Regions from separate parts of the Mus musculus genome. Here region 1 is linked to region 2. A link is a contact called in ENCODE Hi-C or POLR2A ChIA-PET data. All regions are on one chromosome and are shown on one strand. Each heading gives the region's core, a stretch centred on a gene start or an enhancer-like site at or near the end of the contact. The rest is flanking DNA. Distances are from core to core; before and after follow the strand shown. Region 1 holds the start of Chuk (conserved helix-loop-helix ubiquitous kinase). Region 2 holds the start of Erlin1 (ER lipid raft associated 1).

Region 1 (4,058 bases), core at 568-3,067, 38 kb before region 2:
TCACCAGTTTATCCTAAGGCCTGCCAAGTGGCTGGCTCCCTCTCCTTCAGCTTCAGGGCCAATCTTTCCCCCCTGACTATTTCCCAGAATTCTTTCATTCATACCTCCCCTGCTCCCCCTGACCCCAGCACCCTTTTCCCTCTCTGCTGGATGTCCCACCTCCTAGTCCTGCCTCAGCTCATTGGCCATAGGGTTTTTATTGACAGGTGACTCTGCCATACACTGCACAAGAGATTCTATGCAAACACAGTCAGTTCCACCTTAAATATGACTATGATTTAAGGAGCAGCACAGGGAGAAACAGCAGTGTGAGCACAGGAGGACGCTGCAAGCTGGAAGCCAGAAGACAGGAATTGGTCATTGTTCCTGTATAGACCACGAACAGTTTCACTTTGTTCTCATAAAAATCTCCTGACCTCCATTTTGTTTCTGAACAACAAAAAAACTAAAACAGTCTTGGAAACCTGAAGATTGTGGAGCCTGACAGGAACCATTTTACAGTTAAAAAAATTAAAAGGCCAGGTCTTTAATCTTAGCATTCTGCAGGCAGACCAGTGAGTTTTAAGGCCAGCCTGGTCTACATAATGAGTTCCAAGTCAAACAGGGCTATAGCAATAAACCTTGAGTTGCATTTTAATTATAGAATATTTAAAAAGCAAACTCACTGTAGAAACCAGTTTGAGTAATTTAGACAGAATTATCTTGGCTGGAGTTTTCAGCATCCCTCGAGTACAAATTATGAAACTGCATCCCACCTGTCACTCCTGGCTCTACCATACACAGCAAATGAGGTTTCATCCTGTTACATGACCGTCTCCTCTGCTCTAAAGATGCTCTCTCAGAGCCTCATTTCTATTACCTTCAAGTTTAATATTCCAATTCCATGAAAGATATGAAAATAATAGAAACCAGTTTATCGAATACCACTCACTATTAGTGACCCACAACATCGAATTGCATGCTGACGTTGAGAATTTGATTTTATGCTGACTCTTACACTTTTGAGTTATTAGCATCGCTAGCTTCAGCCCGGTACAAGCTTGTAATCCCAGTCTTGGAAAGACGGAGAAATACGTTCTAGTCCAGGCTGGACTGTATTGAGATCCTGTCTCAGAACAGGACACCTAGAGTCCATGAAGTGGATAACCCACTCAAATGGCTAGGTGGGTTGGCTTTCCCTGTGCAGCCCACCACTCAGAAGTATGCCTCTCTGGACCGAGAGCTCCTCCAGGCTTGTCTTTATAGCCCTGTGGTGCACCTCAGAAACAATTCCAACTCAAGTCGGAGAGAACAAGGCTGATAAACAGTAAGGTCGGTAGGGAGACTCACGAAGTCGCGAAGAAGAGTTTTCACTCTGGAATAAGTCACATCCTTGGTTGGTTTGGGATTATGGAGAGATTCTGATTTACAAGGCTAATGAATCAACAGGGCGGTTAGCGCAGTTTTCTTTAATACTTATGGTGGCCTTAACCGGTGCCGACCGGCGAGTGTGGTAGGATTCGAGGGGCAGAGGGCAGGGCTCTCAAAAAGATGAAATGTGAATGAGGTAGGGACAATGTGGATTTTAGAGTTTGGAGAGAGATCTATTTTAAATAAAAACACGTTGTATGAAACCTTCAAAGAACTAATTAAAAAATATCTATACAAACAAAAATAAAATAAATAGGAACCGCACGCACGATGGTCCTCGCAGGTTGGAAGTTGCCCAGGGCAAGCCGCTGGTGCCCAGTTTCCGGCAGCACCAATCCCAGGGTGATTCCAGGAGCTCGGGGCGGGACTCTGCATGCGGAAGCTAGCGGAAGTGACGCAGTCTCGCGAGACGGAGGACTCCGCAAGCCTCGGCGGCCCGGAACCGGCCTTAGACCGGCGGCGTTGCCTGAGGCGGCTGGCGCTCCCGCCCCATGGAGCGGCCCCCGGGGCTGCGGCCGGGCGCGGGCGGCCCCTGGGAGATGCGGGAACGGCTTGGCACCGGCGGTTTCGGGAACGTCAGTCTGTACCAGCACCGGGTGAGGCGGGGGGCGGGAGCCGTGGCGCGGGCTCTGTCTGGGCGTCCCTGGGACCCGAGCTGTCAGTCAAGGTGGGAGGAGTGGTGGTCGCGACCCTGGACGGGGCTGGGGGCTGGGGCAGTGAGCGAGGGCGAGCGATGGAGCATCCTGCGCTTGTGAGCCTGGGTGGCCGCGGTCCAGGTGTGTCGGAGGTCCCCGGGCAGTGAGTGACAGGCAGCTGTTGCAGCTGTGTGTGGTGATGAGGAGTCTGTACAAAGTCGAGTGCCGATGCGTGTTGTGTGTTTTGTGTATGTGTGTTGTGTGTGTCTCCGTGTGCCTGCTCACACTCCCTCGGGAGCGAGCGGTGTGATCCACTGGAGACTGGACTAGACGAGAAACCTTACGGGTGTGTCCAGAGTTGACCCTTGGGAAACATTGACAGACTTTGGAATTGGAGCGTTTCAGGTAAAAACCAGGGTGAGGGTAAGATGATGAAATCGATCCTTGCTTCGGAGGAAAGAAAATAGAGGGGTTTGTTCTGCAGAAGACAGCTAAGATCAGGCTCAGGAAATTTGTTTTGATTTATCGAAGAACATGTAACCGTTACAACAGCAGTTATTCCTGTCCTTAAAAGGTTTTCAAACTAACAGTCACTTTTCTTACTTTAACGTGTTGTTGTTAATGTTCGGGGTGGAACACAGGACCTTGCACATGCTAGGCAAATGGTCTACCGTTGGGTTACAGCCTCAGCCCTAGTTAATCATGTTTGAGTTGTGGGTCTTTTGAAAAGTCAGTAAAACGCATCTTTTCTCCGGAAAAAAAAATCATATCAATACAAGCCAGTGCATTATTAGTGAGGGTTTTGCTTTCCTGAAGGGTGTAAGGAATAGATCTTGAACACCAATCATTGTAGTATAGGATTTGTTGACTGTAAAATATTTAGAAGAATATACATACATTCTGGGCCTGCTTGAGAGTTGAGTCAGATGGTAACAGAGACGTTAGGAAGTACAAGATAGGTACTGTAATTCCGCTGATAGCTCTCCACTGTCAAGTTATGGCAACCCTCATTACTTGGACTTTTATAAAAGGAGCAGTAAGATAAAAATGGTGTTCTGGAACATCATATATGAGGAATACGTTTTAATTAGAAAAACAGTAAGCCAATTACAGGACATGAAATGATTTAGTTGATTGCTATATCAGGCGCTGATGGTACCCAAATCAACAAGAATAATATGTTCTACTCTGAAGGAGCTTTCCGTTTCAGAGAGGGGGTGGGCATGGTGGCATCCTCTTGTAATCCTAGTATCAAGGGTTCTGAGGCAGGAGGATTTGGAGTTTGAGACCTGACTGGGTGGCTTTCATATCGTGCTCAAGGCCGGTGTCAGTTACATAAGAAGGCCCTGTCTCAGAAATAAACATTAAGTACAGTTTGATACCCTAGGCACTGAAAGATGTCTTAGGGTTTTATTGCTGTGAAGAGATACCATGACCAAGGCAGCTTTTATAAAGCAAAACGTTTAGTTGGGGCTGGTTTCAGAGGTTTAGTCAGTTCTCACTTGGTGGGACATGGTGGCACGCAGGCAGACGAGGCACTGAAGAAGTAGCTGTGAATTCTATATCCTTGACCCAAAGACAGCAGGGAGAGGCTGTGTCTCACCGTGGGTGTACCTTGCGCTTAGGAGACCTTAAAGCTTGAGCCTACAGTGACACACTTCCTCCAACAGTACCTAGTGCTGCCACTCTCTATGGCCTACCATTGAATCACATGAGTCTATGGGGGTCATCACACCCAACTTAGTCTCATTTAAAAAACAACAACAGCAAAAGCCCATCTTTTTGTTGTTGTTTGGCAACTATAAAGTTCCCAAGAGAATATTCTTTTTGAAAAGATTGAGTTTCTCGGGGTAGGTGAGTGTTGTGGTAAATATTTAAAAAGACCCTCCACCTCTCCGAGTTCCATCCAGCTACTCTCTGCCCGCCAACTCTCCGGTGGGGCTGCAGCTCCTAAGTTCCCTTTGCTGCTATGCCAACCCAACACAGCAACAGTCCACTCCACTATCAGCCACC
Region 2 (4,082 bases), core at 1,489-3,988:
TCATTAGCTCTAGAGTCTAGAGACTCTTAATAATAATAAAAAAAAACATTCATTGGGTGCTATTTGCTCAGAAGATATTAACCTATATGCAAAGGTCAGAAGAACTTCTGGTTTTATTTCTGTTGTTTTAAAACAGGATCTCACTGGGCAGCCTAGAACTCCCTATGTAGACCAGGCTAGCTTCAAACTTTATTAACACTCCGTCCTCTGCCTCCCTCTCAGGAGTGCGTGCACCGCCTCACGAAAGTTAAAACTGACAATTCAATAATGGAGTCTTAATGTGTAAGTTTTTTTTTTCCCAGAAATCATGCATTTGTTTTTAACTATCACAATCATTGGCACAAGGATTTGCCAGATTTGGAGGTTTATTTTGATGGAACACAAGTGATGTTAGGACCTTCTAATCTACATGATTTAGACAGGTTGATATGAAGCAGAAAATATAAGATCACCCCAAACCTACTTCTGAAAAATTAGTAAACCACTCTTATTTTTTGTTCAGTAGCAACTTTCAGAATTAAAATCATAAGTTATCAACTGTATATACTTTATTCTATAGGCAACATTACGAGGAACGAAGAATAAACTCGGAAAGCACAGATACTAGACCAAACCAAGTTTGTGCCCCCAACTCTCCCATCAAGCCCAGCATGGTACTGGGTGAGAGCTCTACTGCTAATCTCTATCTGCAGCTTCTTTTTCTCTTTCTGTTTTGTTTCTGAGACAGGCTGGCCTGAAACTCACTCTTCCTGCCTCCACTTCCCGGCTGGGATTTCAGGCATGTGCTTCCACGACCTGCTTTTTTTTGGCAGGGGAAGGGTGTTGTGATCATAAAAAGAGAAAGAGCTATAAGAATATGTTCTGGCACAATGTTGGGGAAGGGGGTGCCTCAGCGGGCCCATTGCCAAGGCATCCCCTCCCCCTGAGGGACCAGACACACACCAATATAGTATAGAATAGAGTTTATTTAGGGCACGGGGAGGGGAGTTAAGAGGGTAGTAGAGGCAGAGAATGGCAGAGAGTAGAGAAGTAGGGACAGGCCATGGCCACCTGGAGGGGGGCAGGGGAACGGGATGGGAAACAAGGAGGCAAGAGGTAAGAGAGGCAAGAGCTTAAGAGTGAGAGGAGGAGCCAAGCAGCCCCTTTTATGGGGCCACGCCTACCTGGCTGTTGCCAGGTAACTGGGGGGTGGTGGGGGAGCATATGTGGCTGCTGCCAGGAACTGTAAGAGTGGAGCTTAGACAGAATACCAACAAAGGGGACCAGAGGAGATGAAAATAGCTAAACTGTAATATTGGTCTGCAACAAACAAGGTCCCATACATTCCGTGGTAATAAAAATCAAATGCACGATACAGGTTAGTGCATGTATTGAAGGGGTGTGGCTAGATTTGCTCTTACAAAGGCCTGAATTGATTCTCTTGCCTGTCATTCTCTTTGTTACTAGCATCATACATAACCTTGTATTTGCTGTTGTATATCCGTTTCCCAGTTTCCTGTCTGTCTTCACTCTCAGCCAGTTACAGATACAATGCCCCAAAAGCACTGCTTTCTGGTATTTTCCTGCACAGGAGTTTGGTAATCCTTCCAACCTTGTTAACCTTTTCTAGTTGTCTCTGCCCTTAGTGAAATAGAATGCCCTTATTTCCCATGTGTCCCTATATCTCTAAACTCTACCCTTTCCTTTTAGTTTTTGTTTTGTAATACATGCACATGGTGTGGGTTTATTCCCTAAACCTTTTATGATTATTAATTATTGTGTGTGTTGGTGTGTGGTGTGGGGCATGGACCTTTATGTGTGGAGATCAGAGGACAACTTGTGGAGTCAGTTCTCTGCTTTTCACTTCTGTGTGAGGTCTAGGGTGAAAATGAAGTCCTCAGGAGTTCACAAACTCCTCTACCCACTGAGCTATCTCACCAGGTCCACGTGGTATAGAATGTTAAAATACAGTGAAAAAAAAAAAAGGTCGATTCCCAGCACCGATGTGGCAGTTCACAACAGCCTTTAACTCTGGTTCCACGGGATTCAATGCCCTCTTGTGACTGCTGAGGGCACCAGGCACACAGATAGTGACTGACATGCATGCAGGCCTAACAGCCATAAATGAAGTCACTGTCTTCTTGTCATACATTTTCTCTATCAGCAGAAAAATGGATCCTAGACTTTGTAAATCTGGTTCTAGCCTATCTTGCCATACAACTCCTTTCAACCTTATCGCCGTCATGAAAACTCAAGCGTTCACTACTCATTTTGGCCTACAAGACAATCCCGACCTCCACATTCAACATACATATATCATTCTGATCCTGTTTCTGGGTGGCTTTCAGAAAGCACTCTGGTGTAGCATTCTGGCACAAAATAAATATTCAGGCCAAGTCTGAATGGTTAATTCTGGTTGAATAGCTTCCTCTTCTGAACTCGAACCCCTGATTCCTTGAGACTGGTCTGGTAGTTTCCCTAGTGCAGGGTGTGTACCTGGAGAATGTGCTTGCCAGTTGGACTAGGGACGAACCACAAAAGGATGCAGGAACAACTCCTACACTGAGGGGCTGGTCCTGTGCACTAGCATGCCTCAACCAGCGTCTGTCCGAGTGACCCACCCCAGGAGACTTGGTCCTCGTCTGGGCACTTAGAATCACTACACTGTGCGCGCACCCGGGGCCAATTTTGTCCCGCCCGCGCACCGTCTCGCGAGTCGCGGGCGGGGGCTGCGTCGCCTGCGTCCCCGCGCAGCCGCAGTACCGGGCAGGTGGGCGGGGCCGGCTGTTGGCAGCAGTTGGCGGGGCCGGGTGGCGGCTGCACGTGCGGGCGGGGGCGATGCGTCACTGACCGGTGAGGCGAGGCTCGGGGGTCGCGGTCCTCCGAGTGCCTGCGATCAAGGCCGCCCTCAGTCGGGACCTAACGCTTGGGGAGTCGGGGAAGAGGTGTCACGACGTACGCCGAGCCGGGGGCACCCGCGCAGGGGGTTGGCGAGGGGAGCGCTTAGCTGAGAGAGAGAGAGAGAGAGCCCGGGGCCGGAGCGCGGGGCTTCCCGCCTCAGCCGCCCGCGACCGTACGCGGGCTCTTCCCTGGGTGGGGACTGGCCTGTCACTCAACGGACTGAGGTTCCTCTTCTCCCCATGCTCAGGAGGAACAAGGATGAATATGACTCAAGCCCGGCTTCTGGTGGCTGCAGTGGTGGGGTTGGTGGCGATCCTCCTGTACGCCTCCATCCACAAGATCGAAGAGGGACACTTGGCCGTGTACTACAGGTGAGCGCCGCCCTGTGCAGCCCGCGATGGTTCTAGAAGCACAGTGGAAGGGTCCAATGGGTCACAGCGAAGTCTGGGAAGTTGCTCTTTTCCGCGGCGTCAGGGGAGCTGCTTCCAGCCCTGCCTGGGAAGTGGTTTCATCCCAGCTGCCGGGAGTTAACCTTTGGCGGGGCACTTTTCCGTTGTCGGGGCAGTTTAGTGCCAAGTTCGTTCTGTACAGAATTGAAGACACCTTAGGGGGCACGGAAGTAGTCACTGCAACCGAGATGACTTCTCATAGTCCGCACAACTGCACAGGTGTTTAGTTTGCCGCTGTGGATTTTTTCCGGATCTCTGTCTTACATAAAGACAGTTCTCCCCAACACTAAGTTGGGTTTTTTCTTCTTCATTAAAAAATCTCCCATTGTCTGGTTATGTCCCCCAAAGTCTTCATGACCAGAGCAATGTCATATATCCCTAAAGGCCAAGAGACAAAAACCACATTTGCAGGCCACTTTTCTCACTTTTTTTTTTTCAAGTCAAGGTGAAAAAGAGTGTGGACTCAGTTGCCATCCACCTGATTTGGCATAAATCAAGTCTAACTTCCCACCAGGTCCTCGTGGTATAAGCTGGGAAGAGAAGCCAGTTTGTGGACAACTTGGGATAGTGGTTTATTCTGAAACAAGCAGATTTTTGAATATTTCCATCATGCCCCCTAAACTGGTATTTCTACTTTTAGATCAGTCCAGAATCCTAGAAAATACATACTTTTGGTGGTATGTCTTAACAGATGGAGTTCTAGCATAAGAAATACCAGCCTGGACCACATTTCCATCCAGTTTATCACTGTCC

Evidence for each region. A loop is a pair of places that touch in the nucleus more often than their neighbours do. ChIA-PET counts read pairs that join two places held with the same protein, here RNA polymerase II (POLR2A).
Region 1: a loop to region 2 is called in a map of heart, with 3 times the contacts of the local background. The contact joins the promoter of Chuk here to the promoter of Erlin1 in region 2. A Hi-C loop is called at or near these places in 4 of 37 maps with a recorded cell type or tissue (T-helper 17 cell and heart). POLR2A ChIA-PET finds 5 or more read pairs at or near these places in 3 of 5 experiments (Patski and embryonic stem cell).

What each region holds. Positions count from the first base shown.
Region 1 is chr19:44,105,236-44,109,293 of GRCm38, reverse strand. Chuk (conserved helix-loop-helix ubiquitous kinase) reads left to right here and starts at 1,817. Exons shown (of 21, transcript NM_007700.2): 1 at 1,817-2,006. The coding sequence starts at 1,902. It overlaps Cwf19l1 (CWF19-like 1, cell cycle control (S. pombe)), which reads left to right. Exons shown (of 14, transcript NM_001081077.1): 14 at 1-657.
Region 2 is chr19:44,068,441-44,072,522 of GRCm38, reverse strand. It overlaps Erlin1 (ER lipid raft associated 1), which reads left to right and starts at 2,738. Exons shown (of 12, transcript NM_001164360.1): 1 at 2,738-2,832; 2 at 3,128-3,251. The coding sequence starts at 3,139.